2 separate regions of the Homo sapiens genome follow, and region 1 is linked to region 2. A link is a loop called in an ENCODE intact Hi-C map of the cell type or tissue named here. Cell type or tissue: mammary epithelial cell. All regions are shown on one strand. Each heading gives the region's core, and the rest is flanking DNA. Links, peaks and the distances in the headings are about the cores only.

Region 1 (8,223 bases), core at 5,624-8,123, 77 kb before region 2:
CCCCATCTCTACCAAAAATACAAAAATTAGCTGAGCGTGTTGACGCACGCCCGTACTCCCAGCCACTAAAAAGGCTGAGGTGGGACAGTCGCTTGAACCCGGGAGGCAGAGGTTGCCCTGAGCTGAGATCGCACCACTGCATTCCAGCCTGGGCAACAGAGCAAGACCTTGTCTCAAAAAAAAAAAAAAAAAGATTTTAGGCCAGGCGCGGTGGCTCACGCCTGTAATCCCAGCACTTTGGGAGGCCGAGGCAGGTGGATCACCGGAGGTCAGGAGTTCGAGACCAGCCTGACCAATATGATGAAACCCCGTCTCCTACTAAAAATACAAAAATTAGCCGGGCGTGGTGGCATGCACCTGTAATTGCAGCTTGTCAGGAGGCTGACACAGGAGAATCACTTGAACCAGGGAGGCGGAGGTTGCAGTGATCCGAGATTGCGCCGTTGCATTCCAGCCTGGGCAACGAGCAAAACTCCGTCTCAAAAAAATAAAGATTTCAAGTCCTTGTTGGTTTTGCACTCTGCAGATACCACCTCCAAGTCTTCTAACTTAATCTATGGCACTGTGTTGAATAAAAACATTTAACTCTAATGAAGTTAAATTCATCAGTTTTCCCCTGTATAGGTTTTTAAGGTATCTTCATTAAGACATTTTTCTACATTTCCTTCTATTAACATGATAGTGTTACTTTTCACGTTTAGATTTTTAATCCATTTGTAATTTTTTAAGTTTTTTGTTTTTGGTTTTTTTTTTTTTTTTGAGACGGAGTTTTGCTCTTGTTGCCCAGGCTCTTGTTGCAATGGCGCAATCTCAGCTCACTGCAACCTCTGCCTCCCAGGTCCAAGCAATTCTCCTGACTCAGCCTCCCGAGTAGCTGGGATTACAGGCATGAGCCACCACGCTTGGCCAAAGAATTTCCTTTGTATCCGTGGTCTGTTCCCAGCCTACCATCTTCAGCATTTGAAAACCATTCTTTCTGCATGGCCTGGACCCTCTACAGAACAATGTGGATGAGCTTAATAACTACTCCCTAAGGCTTAATTATTGTCTTGGGCTTTTCTCTGCCTCCCCACCTTCTCTTCAGGCCCAGGTTAGATCTGCAATTTCTCCAGCGGTTCCTGCAGATACTGAAGGTTTTGTTTCCTTCTTGGTCATCACAAAATGCCTTGATGTTCCTGACCCTTTTGTGCCTGACCCTACTGGGTGAGTGAGTGAGCCCAGACTAGAGGAGGGAGGGGAGCTCTGGTTTGGGGTCCCTTTCCATCTTTTTTTTTTTTTTTTTTTTTTTTGAGACAGAGTTTCTCTCTTGTTGCCCAGGCTGGAGTGCAGTGACATAATCTCAGCTCACTGCAACCTCTGCCTCCCTGGTTCAAGTGATTCTCCTGCCTTCGCCTCCTGAGTAGCTGGGATTACAAGCACCCACCACCACGCCCGACTAAACTTTGTATTTTTCAGTAAAGACAGGGTTTCACCATCTTGGCCAGGCTGATCTCGAACTCATGACCTCAGGTGATACACCCGCCTCAGCCTCCCAAAGTGCTGGGATTACAGGCGTGAGCCACCGCGCCCGGCCCCTTTTCATCTCTTTGGGGTGCTGATGAGGCAGGGACTCAGGAAGAAGCCTCCCTTCTTTTTAACCCCTCATCACTGATTTCTTACTCCTCTCCCTCCTTTCAGAGCAATTTGTGATCTACCAGGTTGGCTTGATCCCCAGTCAGTACTATGGGGTCCTGGGAAACAAAGACTTGGAAGGGTTTAAGACTCTGACATTCCTGGCTGTCATGCTCATTGTTCTGAACTCCACGGTAAGATCTTTCCCTCTCTCTGTGTCTCTCGTCCTCTCCAGTCCAGTGTGACCGTAATGCCTAGTGGAACTTAGCCTCCAGGAAGCAGGAAGCAAGCTGTGGGGGTGTGTTTCCTCCCTTTTCTGGGAACTAAAGGGATAGTTGCCTTTATTAAGCACGTTGATCTTGCTATTGGCCCACGTGGGACTGATTCCTCAGATGTTTCCACTCCTGGGCCCAGGCCACAGGTTCTGGTTTAATTCAGCATTTAGCAGAACTGATCATTGCCCCTTTCCTTCCTAGAACTCTTATTTCCGGCAGCTCATTAAAACGGCTCAGCAGCCAGAGCTGCTGCTCCTCCTCTGCGGGACCGAGGCTGTGACTCACCCTGGCACCATGTCACACCTCCCAGCCTTTGAACAGTGCTTTCTTGCAGAATGGCCTCCTCCCCTACCCCTCATTCAGTAGGGGGGCTACCACCTGCTCACTCTTCGTCATCCCTCCGTTGTCACCTCTTTCAAGTCTTTCTCAGCTTTCTCCTTTGTGTCTCCTCCACCAAACTCTGCCCTTTTTCTGTACTTAACGAATTCCTTGAGTTTACCTCGCTGTAACACTCCTCACACGCTTGTAATTGTTTTCTGGCTAAACTGTGAGCTCATAATGTCCCTAGTGCTTAGCACATAGGTGCCCTGGAAATGGTAAATGATGAGACTCAGGGCTGTACCAGAACTCAAGCCTAATGCTGTCTGCCAGGCTGTGCCACCTGTTTTCTTGGGGAAGCCACTGCTCATCGTACCATGGCCACTTTTGTTGGGTCTTCGGTCAGTAAGCACCTATGCATACAAATCTCTGTCCCAAGCTTGGGGGACAAAGGAGTAAGAACATAAATGGAATCGACAATATGGTCTCCAATCTTCAGAAGCTCATCTACTCTCAAAATAAGACAGTGTAGAAAGAGGGTCTTGCCTCTGGTAAGCCCTTTAATATTTGGTGAAGGAGGCTGGGTACAGTGGCTCACGCCTGTAATCCCAGCACTTTGAGAGGCCGAGGCGGGCGGATCACCTGAGGTCGGGAGTTCCAGACCAGCCTGACCAAGATGGAGAAACCCCGTCTCTACTAAAAATACAAAATTAGCTGGGCGTGGTGGTGCATGCCTGTAATCCCAGCTACTCGGGAGGCTGAGGCAGGAGAATCGCTTGAAACTGGGAGGCGGAGGTTGTGGTGAGCCAAGATCGCGCCATTGCACTCCAGCCTGGGCAACAAGAGTAAAACTCCATCTCAGAGAAAAAAAATTTGGTGAAGGAATGAACACGTGAGTGAGTGAGGAAGGGAAAGTCCCATGACTCGATGATTTAAAAAAGAAAAGTGCTGAGTGGACGGAGTAATCAGAGTCAGAGTGGGCTGGGATGGGTCAGCGGAGGCTCTTGCGAGCCTTGAGCTTTGAGCTGAGATTTTCAGGAAGCCATCTCTCCCTTCCCCTTGCTTCCCCCACTGCACAGCTGAAGAGCTTTGATCAGTTCACCTGCAACCTGCTGTATGTGAGCTGGAGGAAGGACCTCACTGAGCACCTTCACCGCCTCTACTTCCGGGGCCGTGCGTACTACACCCTCAACGTGCTGCGGGATGACATCGATAACCCGTAGGCGCCCCAACTCAGTCCTTTCTACACTCTGTGTGGTCCTTTCCTTCTGGCCTAGCCCTGGAGACTGCTGGTGGCAGACACCAAGGAGATCATCTGCAGTCGTTTTCAAATGCTGCTGCCCAGAGTCATGGGGGAGGGTGCCCTGCAGAGGACTCCTGGAGAAGCTGCAGGGCTGTGAATAGGCAGCTAAAAAGAAGAAGCCTGCCAGGTGCAGTGGCATGCACCTGTAGTCCCAACAACTCAGGAGGCTGAGGCAGGAGGATCACTTGAGCCCAGGAGTAGTGCACCGTGAGCACACTTGGGAATAGCCACTGTACTCTAGCCTGGGCAACATAGCAGAAACCCCCATCTCTTAAAAAAAAGAAAAATGTTAGGAGCAGCTTTCTTTTGTCCTTTTCATACTTTATATCTTAGTCTTCCAGTAAGAAGACTAAGGGGTTTCTTTAGAGGGTTCTAAAGAAAATGTCCTTGCTAGAAAAACCAGCTCTTAGATTTTCATCAGTAAAAAAAATTACCACTATCCAGGACTCAGTCTAGGATTCACATCTCCATTCTATCACCACTCAGGTTATAACTCTTAAAGTCACCAAGCCCCAGGTTCCCCTTCTGTAAAATGAGGACAATAATAGTTCCTATCTCAAAGGGTGTAGTGAGGATGAAATATCATTCATGTAATGCACATGTACAGTGCTTGACACATAGCAAGTGTTTCAGTGTAAGTTAGCTATTGTTATTTTACAGATGAGGAAGCTGAAGCCCAGAGATTGCAAGTGACTTGCCCAAGGTCACGTCACTCATTGGGAATAGGAATCAGTATGGCCCTAGTGGTGAGATGAGACATAGGGGGTCTCCTTCACACCCATCCCCTCACTCACCACCTTCCTAGCAAGCACTTTGTTGGTTGGGGTACCTCTCAGCTCAAGCTTAGCTTTGGTGCAAAGATGCGTGGGAGGCTGCTGCTGCTGCCTAACTTCTAGGCCTCTTTCTGATGGCTATGGCTTCCATCCTGCCTCTGCCCCCTGAGTAGCTGGGACTACAGGTGTGCCTCACAGCCTGGAGCTTTCACAGCCAGATAACTAAAGGGGCCAGGCTAGGGCTTATATAAGAGAAATTTGGGAGGATTGAGATAAAGGGGATAGTCTTCTTGATCATCCAAAACAGCTCATCTACCTTCAAGTTTTTCTTTGGCTCTGCTCAGAGCTGGCTCAGGCCCCTGGGTACTGGACCTTTCAGTTCCCACTTTTTCAGGGGATTAACTAAGGCACCGTAAGATGCAACTCTCTAGAACCCTGTTTAAAGGCCCTGGGATTTAGTTGCCCCTAGGAAACCAGCCTTGTCTGGTTCCCTCTTCCCATAGGGTCAGTGTTCACAGCACTGTGAGGCAAGGTCAAGAGCAGAGGTGATGTGAAAGTTTCTTGTTCTCTCTACCTTTGGGCCCATCTCCCTGGGTCCAGCTACTCTGTGTCATTGGCTCCAGGGACCAGCGCATCAGCCAGGACGTGGAGCGATTCTGCCGGCAGCTCAGCAGCATGGCCAGCAAGCTCATCATCTCCCCGTTCACCCTCGTCTACTACACTTACCAGTGCTTCCAAAGGTGAAGCCTCCCTCCTCCCCAGCCTGGTGTTTCCCCAGAGGGCCCTCAGTCAGCTCTCCCAGGTCAAGGTCCAAGAGAAGCTTATTTCCCCTCTCTCCCACCGTACCTTACCACGTGCTCACCCATCCCACGTGCTCAGGCCCCTGCCCTTCCTTTGGCCCTGTGTTGCAGTGTCACAGATATCCTGGCTCTGAGAGCTCATACCAGATGCCCCCACATAGGAGCAGAGGGCCCATTGGGCCACTCAGATTGGACAGGGGCTACCTGAGAGGGAACAGGAGTCAGGGCTGAGGCATGTGGGGATAGGTGGCACCCCACACCCTCTCCCTTCTCTCCCTCTCTCTCTATTTCAGCACAGGCTGGCTCGGGCCTGTGAGCATCTTCGGGTATTTCATCCTGGGGACCGTGGTGAACAAAACTTTGATGGGCCCCATTGTGATGAAGCTGGTGCATCAGGAGAAGCTGGAGGGAGATTTTAGGTGTGTCTCCCTCACTTGAGGTTTCTGGGCTGGGGCATAATAGTTAAGGAAGGGGATCTGGAGTAAAACTGCCTAAGTTCAAATCCTAGCTGTGCCAGTTACTAGCTGTGTGATCTTGGAGAGGTCTTTAACCTCTCCAAGCTTCAATGTTCTTGTCTCTAAAGTGGAAATGGTACCGTTGCCTACTGAGAGGATTAGGAGGATTAATGAAATCATACCTGAGAAGGTCTGAGAACCGTGTCTGCCTGGCCATCACCATCGTCATTGTCATCTCTTGGCCTTCTCACTGCCCTGGCATAACCGCCCTGTCTTGGATCAGTTGGGTGTGGCAGCCAATGGATCCAGTGCCTGCCCTGTGCTTCTTGTCCCCCTCCTTTGGGCCAGGCCCTGGGAGGAGGAGATGCTGTGAGCAGGAATACCCCTGTCCTCTCTGCAGAAAGCTGAGGGGCAGCCCTGTCTCTGCAGAGCTCCTGCCACACCACCTAGCCCTGGGGTTTTCTACCCCATAACAGTCCAGGAAAGGGTCAGACTGAGGCAGCCACGGTTTTGAGGCAGAGCCGGGCTCCGCTTGGGCGGTCTTTGTGATCCAGGACTCCAACAAGAGTGAGGCCAGTACTCCCTGTTGTCAGCACACATTTCCCTTTGGTCCGCCCAGGTTCAAGCACATGCAGATTCGGGTGAATGCGGAGCCTGCTGCTTTCTACAGGTGAGTCTGGAGAGATGGTTCCCCTTCTGCCTTGCCAGAGCTGAGAGTGGAGAAGGAAAGATGAATCCTCAACCCTCCCACCACCACCGAGCTCAGGGGCTGAGTGTTGTCACACTTGGCTGTGACCCTCTCCCTCTACCTCCCCCTGCCCTTGCCTGCCTCATCCTTAGGTCCAGGGGTTTGCTTCTGAAGCTGGTGGTTCCTTACTGTGGCCAGCTTTAGTCTTAGTGGCCTAGCGTGGGGCCTGAAATTGTCAAATGAATGAATGCCTCATCCTCTTGCTGGTGACTGTAAGACATCCGTCTGCCTCTGCTCTTCTGTCTGTTAAGAAGCTTTCTTGCCAGTGCCTGAGGTTCAAGCCTGATCCTTTGTCTCCGTAGCGTGGGATGGAATGGGAGCTTCTCAGAAAACCAGGAGACCTGCTCCCCACAATGCTGTCTAATGGAGCCAAGCGTCTGGTCTCCTGACGGCAGCAGCAGGAGCAGCAGCAGCGGCATGAAATCCCATCCCTTCCCTCCAGGGCCAGAACCGGTCCCTGTGCTCTGCCTTATGTGAGGCCTCTGAAATCAGCGTTAGGATTGATAGTGCAGGCAGAGGTTTGCGTTTAAGAAGTGGAAGCTACTCCTTGGCTCTGTACTTGGGGTGGATGTGATAGCCCTGGGACCTTTGCTCCTCAGTCTCTGCTGCAGTTTGCAACCTCCACCACTTGAGGGCACCAAGAATACTGGGAATCTGCGCTGGGGTGGGGTTGTGAGGTGGGCAGGGCTGGGTGTGTAAAAAAGTTGCTTTTGGAGGCCGGGCATGGTGGCTCATGCCTGTAATCCCAGCACTTTGGGAGGCCGAGGCGGGTGGATTGCCTGAGGTCAAGAGTTCGAGACCAGCCATGGCCAACATGGTGAAACCCTGTCTCTACTAAAAATACAAAAAATTAGCTGAGCATGGTGGCGGGCACCTGTAATCCCAGCTACTGGGGAGGCTGAGGCAGGAGAATCACTTGAATCCGGGAGGCAGAGGTTGCAGTAAGGCAAGATCCTGCCATTGCACTCCAGCCTGGGTGACAGAGCAAGACTCCGTCTCAAAAAAAAAAAAAGAAAAAAGTTGCTTTTGGATTCTGCAGCCTCTGCTCATGAAGCTCTGGGGAAGGCAGGTTAGTTTGTAGAGTTTCAGATGAGTTCTTCTGTGGCCTCTGTGCAAAATCTGAAATCTCCCTCCACCTTTTCTGCCTAGCGAATTTCTTCCCATCCTTGAAACCCCAGATCACCTCCTCTGGAGAGCCTTCCCAGACTCCCTTAATGGCTAAGCCTATCTGCTGCCATGGCCCTGAGGGCACACTTAGTACTCCTGATTCCAAGTGAAGAATGCAGTGTGCCTGCCTGCCCTCTGGACTGAGAGCTCCTCAAAGACAGAGATAATTTTCTCATTTCTTTATTGCACTAGCTAACTAGTGCAATGCCTGGTACACCTAGTGACCGCTCTGTGTATGTTTATTTAACAATAGTTTTTATTTATTGAGGGCTCCTTATGTGCTTGGCACTTTATATTTAGAAACTTTTAATTCTAACTCTAACCTATTACATAGGTATTATTGGCTCCATTTTATAGATTAAAAAAACTGAGGCTTGGAGGCTTAAGTAGCCTGCCTGTGTCACGCAGCTAGTAACTGGCCAGAGCCAGGATTTGAACTAGGTCTGCCCAACTCTAGAGTTTATGTTCTTCACACAGACAATACCATTAAGGCATGACTGAAGCCGTGAATGGGCGCTACCAGTAGACAGATCCTGAGACCAAGATCATTTGAATGGCCTTGGTTTCTAAAGGAGGGTGTGATATGGGACAGGCGGCCCCCCAACCTGGCTGAACCTCTCCAGCCCTGTGGACATCCCAGCCTTTCCTTGTCAGAGCTGGGCATGTGGAGCACATGAGGACAGACCGCAGGCTGCAGAGACTCCTTCAGACCCAGAGGGAGCTGATGTCCAAGGAGCTCTGGCTGTACAGTAGGCGAGGGGGCCCAGGGAAGT
Region 2 (15,638 bases), core at 7,459-9,958:
ACATTTACTAAATGTCTATGGGTGTTCCCTGACTCAAGCTCAAGTCCTTTCCACTTAAGGCTGACAGAACCCACCTATAGAACCACCCATTGCTCTCAATGCCTTGCCAAACTCTGGCACTGGGATGGGTCCATGGGGGGATCCTGCCAGGGCCTCTGCCTCATTGCACTCAGTGACTGGCCAGGGACAGAGCACAGAAGCCTGTGGGTGGCAAAGGGCAAGACTGGGAGGTGGGGTGCAAATGGCTATGTTCTGGGGGGACTTGGGGTAGGAGAGAAGATGGGAAGCCTGGTAGGGTGGGGGTGGAGGGCCAGGGCCAAGGTCTCAGGAAACGGGCATCCGGGAAGACTGCCCAGAACACTGTTATGAGCCTGAAGACAGGTCGGCATTACTTGGCAAGGTGTTAGGGGGAGGAAGAGAGGGCTCCGGAGGAAGGCCTGTAACGTGAACAAAAGTGGAGAAAGGGCTCCCTTAACCTTTTCAATTCTCAGTTTTTCCTTCTGTAAAATGGGAATCTCTTTTGAAAACCTGCTCTGCAGTGAGACTGAGAGGACCCAGGGACATGATGGCGATGAAGCATGCAGACAGGCCCCCGCGCACTGTGGGTGCTGGGTCTTTCAGCCTTTCATTCTCCCCAATCTCCTCCAGGCCAAGATCACCCACAAGGGCCGGGCGCAGTGGCTCACGCTTATAATCCCAGCACTTTGGGAGGCTGAGGCAGGTGGATCACCTGAGGTCAGGAATTTGAGACCAGCCTGGCCAATATGGTGAAACCCCGTTTTTACTAAAAATACAAAAAATTAGCCTGGTGTGGTGGCGCATGCCTGTAGTCCCAGCTACTCGGGAGGCTGATTCTCCTCCTCAGGAGGAGAATCGCTTGAACCCAGGAGTTGGAGGTTACAGTGAGCCGAGATCAAGCCATTGCACTCCAGCCTGGGTGACAGAGCAAAACTCGGTCTCCAAAAATAAAAAGATCACCCACAAGGCAGCGTGGTGTAGTGGTTAATGACTCTGGCTCTTAAATTACATGGTCCTGGGCTCATGTCCCCCATTTACCACCTGCTAGCCGGTGACCTGGGAACTTAGCTTTCACCATGCCTCAGTTTCCCCTTTTTAATATGGGCCATGCAGGGAAAACTTCCTAGAGGAGGCAGCAGTGGGGCTGGACTATGAAGCTAGAATGATCACTAGCCTGCAGCAGTGAGGCCCCAGCTCCTTTGCCTGTGACCATCTCCTCCCAACGCTTTTCCACCAAATCTCAGGCTTAGGACACCCCTCTGGAAAAATCCCACCCTGCCCACCATCTCCTCATGTTTTCTTTTTCTTTTCTTTTTTCTTTTCTTTTTTCTTTTCTTTTCTTTTTCTTTTCTTTCTTTCTTCCTTTCTTCCTTCCTTTTTTTTTTTTTTTTGATGTTTTGCTCTTGTCACCCTGGTTAGAGTCCAGTGATGCACTCTCGGCTCACTGCAACCTCCGCCTCCCGGGTTCAAGTGATTCTCCTACCTCAGCCTCCAAGTAGCTGCGATTACAGGCACGTGCCACCAGGCCCAGTTAATTTTTGTATTTTTAGTAGAGACAAGGCTTCACCATGTTGGCCAGGCTGGTCTTGAATTTCTGACCTCAGGTGATCTGCCTGCCTCGGCCTCCCAAAGTGTTGGGATTACAGGCGTGAGCCACTGCGCCTGGCCATCCTCGTGTTTTCTTTTAGCCATCCTGGGAAGAAGTTGGGAAGAAGGTCACCCACTCTCACACGGCCACAGCCCAATTTTCTCTTGAAAATCGCTACTAGAATCACCATTTGTCATAGTCCAAGGGTCGGGGACAGAGTCTGGGGGAATAATTTGACGAAGGTGGGCAGGAAACCCCCCTCCCTCCCGTCGAGCCCTGCTGGAGGGAAGGACTGTGGTAGGCGCAGAGGTGAGGAGGCCAACCGAATGCAGAAACCCAGCCAGGGAAAGGTTTAGCCCCACAATCCAATTCCACTTAATATCCCATAATAGAATGCTGTCAACATGAGTTTCCTGTTCAAGTGGATTTGTTAGGAAGGCTGGGGAGGTCAGAGGTGTATTCCGGCCCTCCTGGTGTGGGGACTCCAGTAGGGTGTGTGTGGTGGGGGTTACTTGGGCACAAGGGCCCCCTCCCCACCCTCTCCCCTCAGCAAGCCAAACAGGCTCTCAGGAAGGGGTTTGTCACACTTGTCTGTACCAAGACCTCATGAGTTTGTGATGGCTTGCAGAGGGTCCTGGAGCCTCCTGAGGGAGCGTGCATCTCCTTTGAGAAGCGTCCAGCCACTAAGGCAGAGAGCAGGATATTCATGTGAAGGGATTCAGACCTTGAGCAGAAGGTGGGGAGGGGTTCCCAGTTCGGGGGAAGGTACACAGGAGGAGCCACAGGGCCAAACTTGAGGCAACCTTGGGGGGCAAGGGGCCACTTAGGGAGAACCCTGAAGATCTGGGTTGGCCTCAGCCCCCATGAGTGACAACCCAGTGGGTGACCCCACGTAGTTACTCAAACTGGCTGCTGCCTGCTCCTTCTGCCCCCCTGGCTGGCCCATTGCTAGGCGTCCTTCCTCCCAGCTGACTAAGAATCCTTTTGGGGGAGACTTCTGTGAGAGCTTGTGATCGAGCGGTCCCCGTGGATCAGACACAGTGCTGGGCCTTCCATATGCTGCTGCCTCATCAAATTCTGTGGAGCCAGGCCAGGGAGCAGCAGCAGGGGTCAAGGCTGGGGAGAAGGGCTGTGTGAGCACAGGAGCCGTTATTATCCTCATTTTCCCCAAGTAATAGGGGCTCAGGGGTTTTAAGAAACAAAACTAGGGCCAGGCGTGGTCGCTTACACCTCTAGCCTCTAATCCCAGCACTCTAGGAGGCTGAGGCCAGTGGATCACTTGAGCCCAGGAGTTTGAGACTAGCCTGGGCAACATAGCAAGATCCCATCTCTACCAAAAAAAAAAAAAAATAGAAAGGCATGGTGGTGCACACCTGTAGTGCCAGCTACTCAGGAGGTTGAGGCAGGAAGATCACTTAAGCCCAGGAGTTTGAGGCTTCAGTGAGCTGTGATTGAGTCACTGCACTCCAACCTGGGCAACAGAGTGAGGCCCTGTCTCTAAAAAATATATTTTAAATAAATAAATAGAAACAAATCAAGACCTCACATAGTAGGGGAGGGCACTGGGACAAGCATGAAGTTCTTTCTGACCCCAAAGCTGGTGCAGGAGAGATGGGGAGATGAATGAAGACTCAGTGAGAGCCTTCAGAAACCCAGCCTGCGCCTGGTCTTGGAGAGCGGATGTTGGGTGCATTTTTCTGTAAGTATCCAGGAGGGTGTGGGGCAGAAGTTGCAAGGATGAGGTCAGGCCTTGGCTCCTCTGGGGCCTGCGGGTGGGTGAGACCAGGGGAGGGGGGAATGGGCCTGGGGCCGAGGAGGGCAGGGCTGGGCCTCCGGCTCTTTTGTGAGCTGTTTTAATTCGTGTAAATGAGGGTTTTTAATTTGTTATTCTGGGTTTTATTTCTATTACCATCTCATTTGCCTGTAAACCCTATTCTGCCCCTGCCTGGACCGAATTCCATTTGATGCATTAGGACTAATTCTCCTCCCAAAGGGTTAGATGTTTTCTCCCCACACAAAAGTCGCTTATTTTGGATAAAGAGACGATTAGATTTATCTTTAATATTTTAATGGCAGCTGGGATTAGTGGGCAAACAGCCCCGACTGGGGTTGTTCACGGCGGATTAAGTTCTGATCAACTCTCAGATGGGGAGCCCCCACCCCCACCCCACTCCACTTTCTGTTTTCCACAAAGTGCTTTTTATTATTTTTTGTTGAAAAAAAAATTCCCTTGTCTTTTGGAGCATCATAAATTCCATTTGCTGTTTTCTATTAAATCAAGTTGATTAAATTCGTTGTGACTCTTTGCACATAGATCTTTTTAATTTTAACGTCTCCAGCATAAAATCTTTAATGGTGCCATTTGAAATTGCTGCAATATACAGTACAGGCCCTGAGAAAACAGATGGAAATGAGGTTCTGCCAGGGATGGGGGAGGTCCTATCAGGAGGGGTACAGTTGGGAGAAGGCACAGACCTCCAGGTGAAGGCAGGGGACTGACTCTTCCTGAGGTCCAGAGAGCCCCACGTTCTCCATTCAGCTATTTTCTAGCTTCAGGGCTTTGGCTAGGAACTTGGCCCATGCTATGGAGGGCTTGCTATGTGCCTGGCACTGTGTATGCATCGCCAGTCATCCTTACAAGGAGGCTCAGAGAGAGGTCACTTGCTCAAGGTCACGTAGCAAGTCGGTGGCAGTGGTTGAGTCCAGATTGTCTTTGCCAATAAAGCCTCATCTCCCCTTTCATCAGTAAAATGGGGGTGATCGGTTCCGCCCTGGGTCACAGGTGCTTGGAAAGATTGGATGAGGTCCACAAACTGCTTTGGGAACAGTACAGAGCTGTGCTCTCCTGGGGGGATGGAGGAGTGGGGCTGACCCATTTGGGCCTCAGAGGCTCTGCTATCACTGGGTAGAGCTGCCTTTTGAGACCCTGGGAACCTTCACTAACTCCAGGGTCTCGGCTTCCCCCCGCCCCTCAGCTCTCCAGCTCTCCGGCCTCCGGCCTCAGGCTTTTTCTCCCCGTCTCTAATCCTGACCTCATCAAGTCCTGGGAAGAGGGTTGATCCACAGGAGCAAATCCCTCATTCAGAGGGGCAAAATCAGCTTAATTTGCAGCAATTTGAAGCAGGTCTTTGCCAGGATTTGAATATCAAATTATCCCACAGCCTGGGCTGGTCTGGGAGGCCTCCCCCGGCTGCAATATGGACCGATGTGCTCAGGCTTCACCAGGGAGATTGTCCTGGGAGTGACTGAAGCTGAGGCTGTGGAGATGGGAGTGAGTGTCAGAGGGTAGTGGGCAAGGTGGGGGTCACCAGTCAGCCCCCACTGCCAGAGGGCACTGCAGCAGTGACTGAGGGACAGATGGAGTTTGGGGTCAAAACCTCCTGTTCTTGAGACTCACCGGGGGCTCTTGTCAAATGTGCGGATTCCCAGGCCCTTCTACAAACATAAGAAATCAAGATTTTCTTGACTAAGAAAGTTTAGAAAAATCCGGTGCAGCTCAGTTAGCCAATCAACAAACACTTGCTGTGCACAATCTGTACTGCCTCTCATTTTGAGAGAATCAGCCTCCTCTGGTGCCCACCCTGTTCATTCCCAGCCTCTGGTACTGTGGACAATATTTCCTTGGCTGTCTGCTCCATGATGGCCCCTGAGGCCTGAGTCAGCGGCTGCAGAGAGCTCTTCAGCCTTCCCTTCCTGGTCTGCATGCCCAACTCCTCTGGCCACCCGGCCCTTTCATTCCTTTTCTGCAAGCTCAGGCCTAGCAGACATCCTCTTATGTCAGTCACACAGGCCTCGCTGCCCAGACCTGAGCCCCGGGGCTCAGACCCCTCTCATGGGCATGTCATGAGCTGTGAGCCTCTTCAGGAAGGCCCGAGGTTGGTGAAACATTCTGGTCCCGCCACAGTGTTGTGTCCCTGTGGGCCCTGCAGTGTAAAAGTAGCAGCCAGGGATGTTGGGATGGCTTTGCGCAGGCCCACTGTCCAGCCAGCACCATCAACAGAGATGAGAGGCTCTCGGTGTGACAAGCATTATAAGAGCCACAAGTGCTTCCATTTAATTCTCACAAAATCCTATGGAGTAGGTACTATTATTATATACACCCATTGTATAGATGAGGAAACTGAGGCACAGAGAAATTAGTAACATGCCCCACCCAGGTCATACAGCAATAAGAGGTGGACCTGGGATGCATACGCAGGCAGTCTGACTCCAAACTGCTCCTCTTAACCACTTTGTTCTGTCTCCATCTATCCACCTTTACCTAAAATTTTGTCCTTCTCTATATTCTCCACAGCAATGACTTGCCTTATTTTTAAAGGCATAATCACAGTGTGTTTGGGGAGCAAAGAAAGGAGCGCATAACCTACACTAGGGCAATCACAGAGGCTTTTTGGAGGTGGTGTCTTTATTTGTTCAATGATGTGGTAGAGCAACCACTGTGTGCCCAACACTGGTGATACAGACATGAAGAAGCCATGGAGCTCACAAACGGGGGCCTGAACACCCCATCGGCAGTGCTCAGTGCACTGATGGAGAAAACACAGGGCATCGTAGAAACACTGGGGACACCCCAAAGCCCAGGAGATCAGGGAAGACTTCCTGGAGGAGAGGCACTAGTCCCCTTCACTAGATCTAGTCATTAACCTGAGGTTCAGATGGCCCAGAGGTCCCACTGGGCACACTCACCCTTCTTTGTCTCAGCCAGTCCATCCTCCGTGGACCGTCTGGACCAACCAAGCTTGAGACCCTCTCTGACCACCTGTCCTAGACAGGTAGACCCCCTCAGGGGAAGTCTGTGTTCCCTACTGCTATGTGTTCTTAGAGGCGGGGCCTGAGCAGGAACGAAACTCCTGAACCCCAGATCCTATGCCTAGCAGGGTCTGGTGTAAGTCATTGGCTGCCTTGGGAAAGCCCAGTGGTTTGATTCAAGGATGACTAGAATTTAGAGCAAAAAGGGACCCCAGAAGCCACCCAAACCTGTTTTGAAGGAAGCCACAGGAGATGCCCACGCCCCACAGCTCAGAGATGCTGCAAATTCCAGCCTCCCAGTGCCCTATCTTCTCTCTGGGGTGGTCTAGCCCCACCTGGCACTCCCCCAGTCTTTGTCCCCGTGTCTGCCTTGCCTGATGGTGGCCAGGGGGCCTTTCCGGAATAACGATGGTATTGGCTCAGATTAAGGGCAACTAGCTGGCTCTTGGCTTTTCATTTTTATATAACAACTAATCTCCTTCTAATCAGCCATTATTAAATTATATTCCATTTTTAATTCATTCACAGATCACCGTTGGGACAGCTGGATGGATAATTGGAGAGAGATAATTTATGTAAATGAGGAGCAGCAGAAGGTGGGGGAGAGGGAGGCCCAGGGCGCCAAACGGAGCCCCCTCTGTGTCCAGGCTGGGGAGGGGGCAGTGGCCTGGCTCCTCCTGGAAACCCGCGCCTGGGGATGCTGGGAGGATTGGGGGCTGCCATGGGACCTCAGGGCTCCTGACCGGTGGTTCCTGGTGTGGCCCCTCAGCATCACCTTGAACACTTTTGGCAAATGGGAAGCTCACTACTTTGGGGGCGGAGTGGCTCTCAGACATCAGCTCCCCCTTTTAGAAGCAGATCCTGAGAGGCAGAATGCCCCAGAAAATTCTGGAGTCAGAGCTGTTTTTGATTCCAACTCCACCACTGTGTGCCGTTTCCTAACCTTAGTTCCCACGTCTGCAAAACGCAGGTAATGACAGTATCTACCTCATAGAGTGCTGTGAAGCTTAAGTGCCTGGCACCTAAGGAAGAGACCAAGACAAGTACATGGTGGCTCTTATCACCCTTATAGGACAGTGTGTATCTTTCAGAATCTTCCTCTCTAACATCTGCCTTCTGGCCATGGAGCTTCCTTCTGGTAACACACAAAAGAAATCCACTTCCTTTGCATATCTGAAGACAGCTCTGTACCACTGATAATAACACTCCGGAGGCTTGTGTCTCATTGTGTCCTCCGTGTCTCATAGTGTCTCATTGTATCCTCGGAACGACTATAGAAATTGGGGGCGATTGCGTCCATTTTACAGATGAATATACTGTGGACCCAAGCTCTCTCCTGCCAATTCCTTCAACAAAAACGATAACAAGCCCCAGAAGCCTGCTTAGAAAGGAACACGAGGCTCAGAAAACCTGGATCCCAGCCGGAGGCTATTTTGGGAAGGTGCCTTGGGGACTGGCAGGCAGGGTCAGGGATGGCAGGGAAGGTGGGTGAGAGAGGTTGGACCTCCACCCTTCTTGGCTGTCCCTTTGGGGCCCCAAGAATCAGGCACGATGGGCATTCATGGGCACAGGTGGTCTGACAGAGCTTGAGGGGCAAGGTCTGCCTGTGCCTGGGGCTGGCATGGGCTGGCAGGGAGGCCCTTGGACCATTCCCAGAGGGAGACAGGGGATTAAGGGGGGTTAGGGAGGTGGTCCCAGAGGGTCCATGCAGAGTAATGGGATTAGCTCTTGGGCAGTGAGTGAAAGTTATTATCGTGTGGGGCCTCTGGCCTCCCACCCAAGGCTGCAGCTGTCACCCATCCTGGGAGGCACCAACAGCCCCCTCCACCCCCACCTTGGGGCAGGCTGGCACCTCTTCTCCCCACAGGCTTTTCTGCTGTGGTCATCTGCCTAGGGGCTGGCCGCCTAGCTTTAGCCTCCTGTCGGTCCTTGGCAGACTGGGCCACCCACACAGTATGCTCTAGACTTGCTCTGTGCCTCGGTTTCCCCTTGAACAGAAAGATACAAGAAGGTGCTTGAGATCCTCTGAGGCATGGGGGTTCGGAGCCAGGCCCCCTGGGTTTCCGGCTCTGCCACGCATTCGCTGTGTGACCCTAGGTACATCTGTCAGCCTCTCTGTGTCCTAATTGGTAAAATGGGGGCAGTAGCAGAGCAGCGTTAGGGTTTTCATAGCGGAGGGCTGGGTAGGGAGCATAGGGTCGGCCTGTTGGTGCTGGGCACCTCCTAGAGGTCGGGGCCGCGGAGGGCTGCGGGCCTAGGGCCTAATGACAAGAAGGGACCAGTCTTGTCGGAGCCTCGCAGCCCCTGCGAGGCGGGTGAAAGGCAGCGCCTGAGCGAAGCCGCAAGCGGGAGACTTCGGAGACGCTCCCGGCTCCCTCTAGCGGTGGCCGCGCGAGTGGCGCGGCGCGAGCGCGATCCCCTCGGGGTGGGAGGAGACCAGAGAGGCAGGTGGCGGTTGCCGGTCCGGGAATCTGGGCCAGTCCGCCTTCCTCCAAGGCATCAGAGGGGAGGGATTTCAAGGGTCCTCAAAGGTTCCCCTTCTTAAGCAATGCATAGCACCCATCCTAGGAGCGTCCGTCCGTTCACTTGTATGTCTGTCCGAATGGAAGTGCCTCCTTGGGCCAGGTGCGGTGGCTCACGCCTATAATCCCAGCACTTTGGGAGGCCAAGGCGGGCAGATCACTTGAGGTCAGGAGTTGGAGACCAGCCTGGCCAACATGGTGAAACCTCGTCTCTACTAAAAAACAAAAAATTAGCCAGGCGTGGTGGCGCATGCCTGTAATCCCAGCTACTTGAGAGGCTGAGGCAGGAGAATCGCTTGAATCGGGGAGGCAGAGGTTGCAATGAGCTGAGGTAGCACCACTGCACTCCAGCCTGAGTGACAGAGTGAGACTCAACTATAAACAAACAAACAAACAAACAAATAAATAAAGGGCCTCCTTGGAGGCCCAACACATCAGGGACATCTCATCCACCGCTTACTCCTCCCAAGCCCAGCAGAGCAGGGAGGGTGGCGGAGCATTTGCCCAGTGTGCACGGCTAATGCCATCCCGTCCACGTGATCAAGTGGTACCTGGAAGAACCTGACAAGGCAGCTCCAGACTAAGGACAAGTCAACCCCTTTTCTAGCCTGTTTCCTCATGGTGAACTGACAGGGTGGGACTAGGTCAGTAGTTCCACCTTTTCACTCGGAAGAGCCCCATCACCCCGTTTTTTAGAGACAGGGTCTTGCTTTGTCACCCAGGCTGGAGTACAGTGGTGCCTCCACAGCTCACTGCAGCCTCGACCTCCTGGGCTCAAGTGATCCTCCTGCCTTGGCCTCCCAAAGTGCTGTGATTACCGGCGTAAGCCACCGCACCCGGCCCAGGGAGGCACTTCCATTCGGACAGACATACAAGCTAATGGACAGACGCTCCTAGGTGTGAGCCACTGCACCCGGCCAACTTTTACGTAATTTTAAAGAGAAGAAAAAAGTTCACATTCATGCAGTGGAATACTGTGCTGCTATTCCACATTCAATCTCCAAGACAGTATTTATTTATTTTTTTTTAGACGGAGTTTCGCTTTTGTTGCCCAGGCTGGAGTGCAATGGCGCAATCTCGGCTCACTGCAACCTCCACCTCCCGGGTTCAAGCTATTCTCCTGCCTTAGCTTCCTGAGTAGCTGGGATTACAGGCATGTGCCACCACGCCAGGCTAATTTTGTATTTTTAGTAGAGATGGGGTTTCTCCATGTTGGTCAGGCTGGTCTCGAACTCCTGACCTCAGGTGATCCACCCGCCTTGGCCTCCCAAAGTGCTGGGATTACAGGCATGAGCCACTGCGCCCGGCTGACGGTATTATTTTTAAAAAAGGAAGATGGACAGTACGTTTTATTTCACTTGTGAAAATGAAATATGTATATACATATAAATATTTTTTAATTTCTGGAAAAGTGTATGAAAAACTGGTTACTGGTTGGTTGTGGGAAACAGAATCAGATGGCTGGAGGGCAGGGGAGTGAGGGAAGCCTGTGGTTTCCTCTACACCCTTATTTTAGTTTAAAAAATTGTGTGTATATGTATTATCTATTTTGATAAATAATTCATTAAACATAACAGTATATACAGGTGTAACATATTCACGGAATCTCTTACCACTCCTGTCAGCACACAGTAGGCACTTAATAAGTGCTAGCTTTTTTTTGTTCTTTGTCTCTCCAGAGCATCCATTAATGATTTGTGTTCACCTGACCATCACCCCTTTACAGTGAGCTTAATTAGTAAGGTACAATGTTTGCTAAATGACCGAGACCAAGGAGAGGAAAGATGTTTCCAAGCTTTCATGGCGGCGAGGCTAAGGGTCTCTGTTACCACAGGAGATAGGGAAAGGTCTTCCTGTGCCAGGGCTGAAGTAGTGGGTACAGATTACAAGGGGCGGCTAGGGTGGGGTGAGGGGACAGATCTGGCATGGGAGTGGTGGCCTTTGACAGTCAGTGGGAGCGCAGAGCTGTCCAGGTGGCCCCCAGCCTCACCCTGCCCTGTGCCGAGGAGAGCGGGAACTCTGTTCAGCCTCCCAGGACCATGGCTGGGGGCATGAACTCAGTGCCCAGGGGCTGCCTGGAGACCCCCCTTGCTTTAGGCCCTGCAGTCCCAAGACCCAAGGGGCCCTCTTCTTCTTGGTCTCTAGTTAGAGAACTGTGGTCTTCTCATCTGGTGAGCTCCATATGGCACCAAGGGCACTTTGTGAGTGGGGCTCTGATCCCTGGAAGGTGCTGGGCGATGGGGAGGGAGTGGAGAGGAAGTGGTAGCCAGATAGCCCGGCATCCAGCAACCGTGCGTCCTAGCAGCCCATTCACATTTTTCTTTTCTCTTTCCTGTTTTTTTTTTTTTTTTTTTTGAGACAGTCTCACTCTGTTGTCCAGGCTGGAGTGCAGTGGCACGATCTCAGCTCACTGCAACCTCTGTTTCCCAGGTTCAAGCGATTCTTCTGCCTCAGCGTCCTGCGTAGCTGGGATTACAGGCACCCGCCACCTGGCTAATTTTTGTATTTTTAGTAGAAACAGGGTTTCTCCATGTTGGCCAGGCTGGTCTCGAACTCCTGATCTCAGGTGATCCACTCGCCTCGGCCTCCCAAAGTGCTGGGATTACAGCCATGAGCCACCACGCCTGGCCAGCCCACTCACATTTTTCAAGGGTGCACTACAGGCTTGAGGCCCGGGGGCTCAGAATTTGGGGATACAATACAGCTTCAGCAGTTGTTAGGTGAGGTGGCCCTGGGTCTTAAACCACCCATGTCCACTGTTGCCACTAGTAAAGACATTGAACATTTACCATGTGGCAGGTGCTCCACAAGCATGATCCTACTGAACCCTCACAAAGACCCAGGACAGTGTTTAGAACAAAAAAAATTTTCTTCCCAGGGATGGAAACTGTGGCTCAAAAACATTGTCTCTTTCTGGGTTCACAGAACTCACAAGTGGCCAGGCCAGCATTGGAAGCCAGCTCTGCCTGCCCGCACAGGCCTGGACGCCCAGCCACAACCTGGTGTCCCCTCTGCCCAGCTCTCGCCTTGGCTCTCAGTAAGTGCCTGGAGCTGGTCACCACGCCTTGAAGCTCCGCCCTTCTCCGTGGCCTCCAGTTCCTACCGCCCCACTGCCCCAAAGCTGTCTCACCTGCCTCTAGGCTCTGTACCTCCCTTCCAGTCCACTCAGCTTCCCAGGAGGTCCCCAAGTACCCCAGTGTCTGGGGACAGTGGTGGGCAGAGGGCCCCAGGGCCTCTCAGCTGGGCCCATGGCTGAGCGCTGTGGGGAGGCGGGCGCAGTGCACAGAGCTGATCCTAACCAAGTTTGCCAGCCCAGCTTTTCTCATGGCTCTCACACAATGGTCTGCTTTGTGCCCACCTGCCGATAATGCTTAATTAGGCGAGGAGGTGATTAATTTGAGGTAATTGACAGCTAATTAGAGGCCCACAGGCTCATTAACTTGACATCTTGTCTTCGTGAATTGGCTGAGTAGGGTCAGGTGATGCAAGCCGCTGCTTCTCCCTCCCCAGCTCTCCCGGCCCCTGTAGGCTGAGGCGATCACCTAGGGGAGGGCTGGGCCGACCCAGGAGTTCAGGTGGGGCAGTCCCAAGGCCAAGAGTAGAGGAAGCCAAGGCAGTGAGGGAGGAAGGGTCCGGATGGAGGTGTCTGCCCTGACCTTAAGAGGGAGAGAGTGGGCAGGGAGTGAGGGCTTGTGGGTACTTCAGCAAAGACACGTAAGAGAAGTGGGGTATTAACAGGGCCGGAGGGCGGGAGGGAGAGCTGGTGTCCATGAAGGGAGGAGGGATGAGGGGAAGCAGGTGAGTGGGGCAGCCTGTTGGAACTAAGCATAGGCTGTGAGGTGACACAGACCTGGGGCTGGATCCTAGCTCTGCTACTAACCAGCTAGGTGACTGTGAACCAGTGATTTAATCGCTAAACCTCAGGCTTCTCCGCTGTAGAATGGGAATAATAATGGTACCTGCCTCAGGAGGTTGTCATGAAGAGTCCATGAAGCACCGAAGTAAAGGACAAATCTGTGAATTGAATGAGCAGGGTCAGGCTGAGCAGGATTTGTACCCGGGGGCCTGATGAGTGCTCAATCAAATGTTAACTAGTCCATTAAAATTTTTTAAAATAAAAAGTTAACTATTCTTGGTGGCAGGAAGGAGTGACAAGAAGAGAGAGTGATTGGGTGGAATGGGCCCCAGTGCTGTGGGGAGGCAATGGCAACCCCCTCCCAAGATAAGCCACCGTTACCCTGCAGGACACCTGCAGGCCTGATCACAGTGGCCTGGTGGAAGGTGTGGGGAAAAGACCTTCTTGTTGTTGCCATCTCTTTTGGGCACGGGGCATGCAATTCAGCAATATATATTAAAGTTTAAAATGCATGTGGTCTTTGACCCAGCAATTCCCCTGCTAGTGATATATCCACAGATACCTAAACACAAGGGTATCTGCTCATCACCACATAGTTCGTAGTAGCAGAAGACAGGAAATGACCTGAATGTCCATCACAGGGCCTGGCTAGGTAACTGAAGGCACATCCATATAGTGGAATAGTATGTAGCTGTTACATCTCTAGGTACCAATATGAACAAGATCCAAGATAAAAAAAAAAGCAAGCTGCAGAACAGGTGTAGTTTCCACAAGCTGTTAACTAGTGGTCTGAGGGTTATGGGATGGCAAGAAGATGTATTTTTTCATAATCTGTTCATTTTAAATATAGTTTGTATTTACTACCTTTTCAAAAAGTATTTAAAAAGTCATACTTTTTTTTCCCAAATGAAATCTAACTTGAAATCTGAATTTATAGGCAAAGTGCCTCTGGTTGAACTGGGGGTGGGGGCCCAGTCCTACCCACCTATTTCCTTCCTCCCCTCCGCTACAGGCTCCAAGAGGATCACCTGGAATCCATCATTGTCCACTGGAACTTTCTATGATGATGGAAATGCATGCAGTTCTGCACTGTCGAATACAGTGGTAGTCAGTAGCCATAAGTGGCTACTGAGCACTCAAAATGTGCCTAGCGCAACTAAGAAACTGAATTTATTTTATTTTATTTTATTTTAAAAATAAAGGCTAGTCTCAAACTCCCAACCGCAGGTAATCTGCCCGCCTCAGTCTCCCAAAGTGCTGGGATCACAGGTGTGAGCCACTGCGCCCGGCCTGAAGATCCTTTCTAACAGAATCAGAATTGCACTGATCGGAAGCATGTCAGAGATGCTGGTAGCTCTCTTGGAATCCCAGTTATTTTAGGAAGGAGTGCCTGAATGATCCATGAGTGAAAAAGCCTATCTTTGGCTTTAAGATCAGTGGCCAGTTCCATCTGGGAAGAATTTAAGTGATGAGTTAGGTCACTGGAGGCATCCATTTGGCAACTGTACAATGAACATCTATGATAGGTCAGGCTCTGGAGAAACAGAAACACACATCTGGTCCTCGCTCTTGAGGAGCCCCCAGTCTGGGGACTGATTTCTCAGTAAAGGGTGGGTAGACAAAGGTGCTCCCTCGAAGGAGAGCCCAAGGGTGCAGCATCTGGGCTTGGAGTTTGACTGACAGCCCTCCCCCACATTGAGGTCACGGTGAGTGAGGGCACAGGACAGGGCCCTCCAGCCCTTATGCTCAGTCACTGGTGGAGCATGAGTGGCAGCTGCCAAAGGGACATGTTGACCATCTTCTGTCCTTCTTTCTGACTTCATAGCTTTGAACCCAGGGTGAGTCTGGGATCCTCTAGATTCCCCTATGCTATTGCCCCAAATAGCTTCCATGGGGTGGTTTGAAACATAAAAACCATCAGCTTTCATCAACACTTCCCTCTAGAGGCTCAGAGAACCTTAATTTCTTTTAAGGCACAGCTTACCTAAAGTGTGCAGCCACTAACTGCACAGCTCGATGAATGTTTACACACATACCCTCCTGTGTTAACCAGCACTCAGATCAAGACAGAGAATATTTCCAAAACCCCAGAAGGCTCCCCGGGCCCCTTTTCAGTTAATACCTCCAAGGTTACTACTATTTAGACTTCTATCACATAGATTAGTTCTGCCTGTTCTAGAATTTCATACAGATGGAGTCATACGGTATGTGCCCTTCATTCGTGTTTGGGAGATTCATCCATATTACTGTGTGAAGCGGCATGGTAGTTTGTTCATTCTTTATTGCCAGTTGGCATTCCACATAGAATATACAATCTATCCATTCTCCTGCTGATGGCCTTTGTTCCCCAGTTTTTTACTTGAATGAATAAAGTTGCTATTGTTTTCACACGTGTCTTTTGGTGTCAACTCATTTTTGTTGGGTATAAGTGGAATAGGCAAAGGTATATTCTTTGAATTCTTTTTTTTTTTTTTTTTTTTGAGACAGTCTCACTCTGTTGCCCAGGCTGGAGTGCAGTAGCACAATCATGACTTTCTGCAGCCTCAAACTCCTGGGTTCAAGTGGTTCTCCTGCCTCTGCCTCCCAAGTAGCTGGGACTACAGGTGTGCACCACCATGCCTGACTAATTTAATTTTGGAGAGATGAGGTTTCACTATATTGCCCAGGCTGGTCTTGAACTCCTGGCCCCAAGTGATCCTCCTGCCTCAACTTCCCAAGGTAATGGGATTACAGGTGTGAGCATCATGCTTGCCACCCCCTGTCTTTTTTTTTGACAGCGTCTCACTCTGTGGCCCAGGCTGGAGTGCAATGCTGCCACCATAGCTCACTGCAGCCTTGAACTCCTGGGCTCAAGCCATCCTTCCGGCACTGCCTCCTGAGCAGCAGGGACTACAGGGATGTACCA

Evidence for each region. Hi-C counts contacts between places; a loop is a spot of excess contacts. Peaks named below come from ENCODE experiments on the same cell type or tissue, not always from the same donor. Only the 100,000 strongest peaks of a DNase experiment are listed, where the experiment ranks them.
Region 1: a loop joins it to region 2, with 13 times the contacts of the local background. A loop is called at or near these places in 5 of 110 quality-filtered maps.

Annotation. Positions count from the first base shown.
Region 1 is chr14:74,293,130-74,301,352 of GRCh38, reverse strand. ABCD4 (ATP binding cassette subfamily D member 4) reads left to right here. Exons shown (of 19, transcript NM_005050.4): 2 at 1,085-1,203; 3 at 1,678-1,805; 4 at 3,284-3,423; 5 at 4,904-5,020; 6 at 5,374-5,499; 7 at 6,155-6,205; 8 at 8,105-8,199. Among named protein-coding and RNA genes, the nearest start is that of ABCD4, 5.7 kb to the left of the region's middle. In mammary epithelial cell, for the core only: a CTCF peak has its summit at 6,910 (motif pointing right); no DNase peak of the experiment used is centred there.
Region 2 is chr14:74,210,922-74,226,559 of GRCh38, reverse strand. LOC105370564 (a long non-coding RNA gene) reads left to right here and starts at 8,796. Exons shown (of 3, transcript XR_944025.3): 1 at 8,796-8,980; 2 at 11,803-11,914. In mammary epithelial cell, for the core only: a CTCF peak has its summit at 8,741 (motif pointing left); no DNase peak of the experiment used is centred there; H3K4me3 peaks cover 326 bases.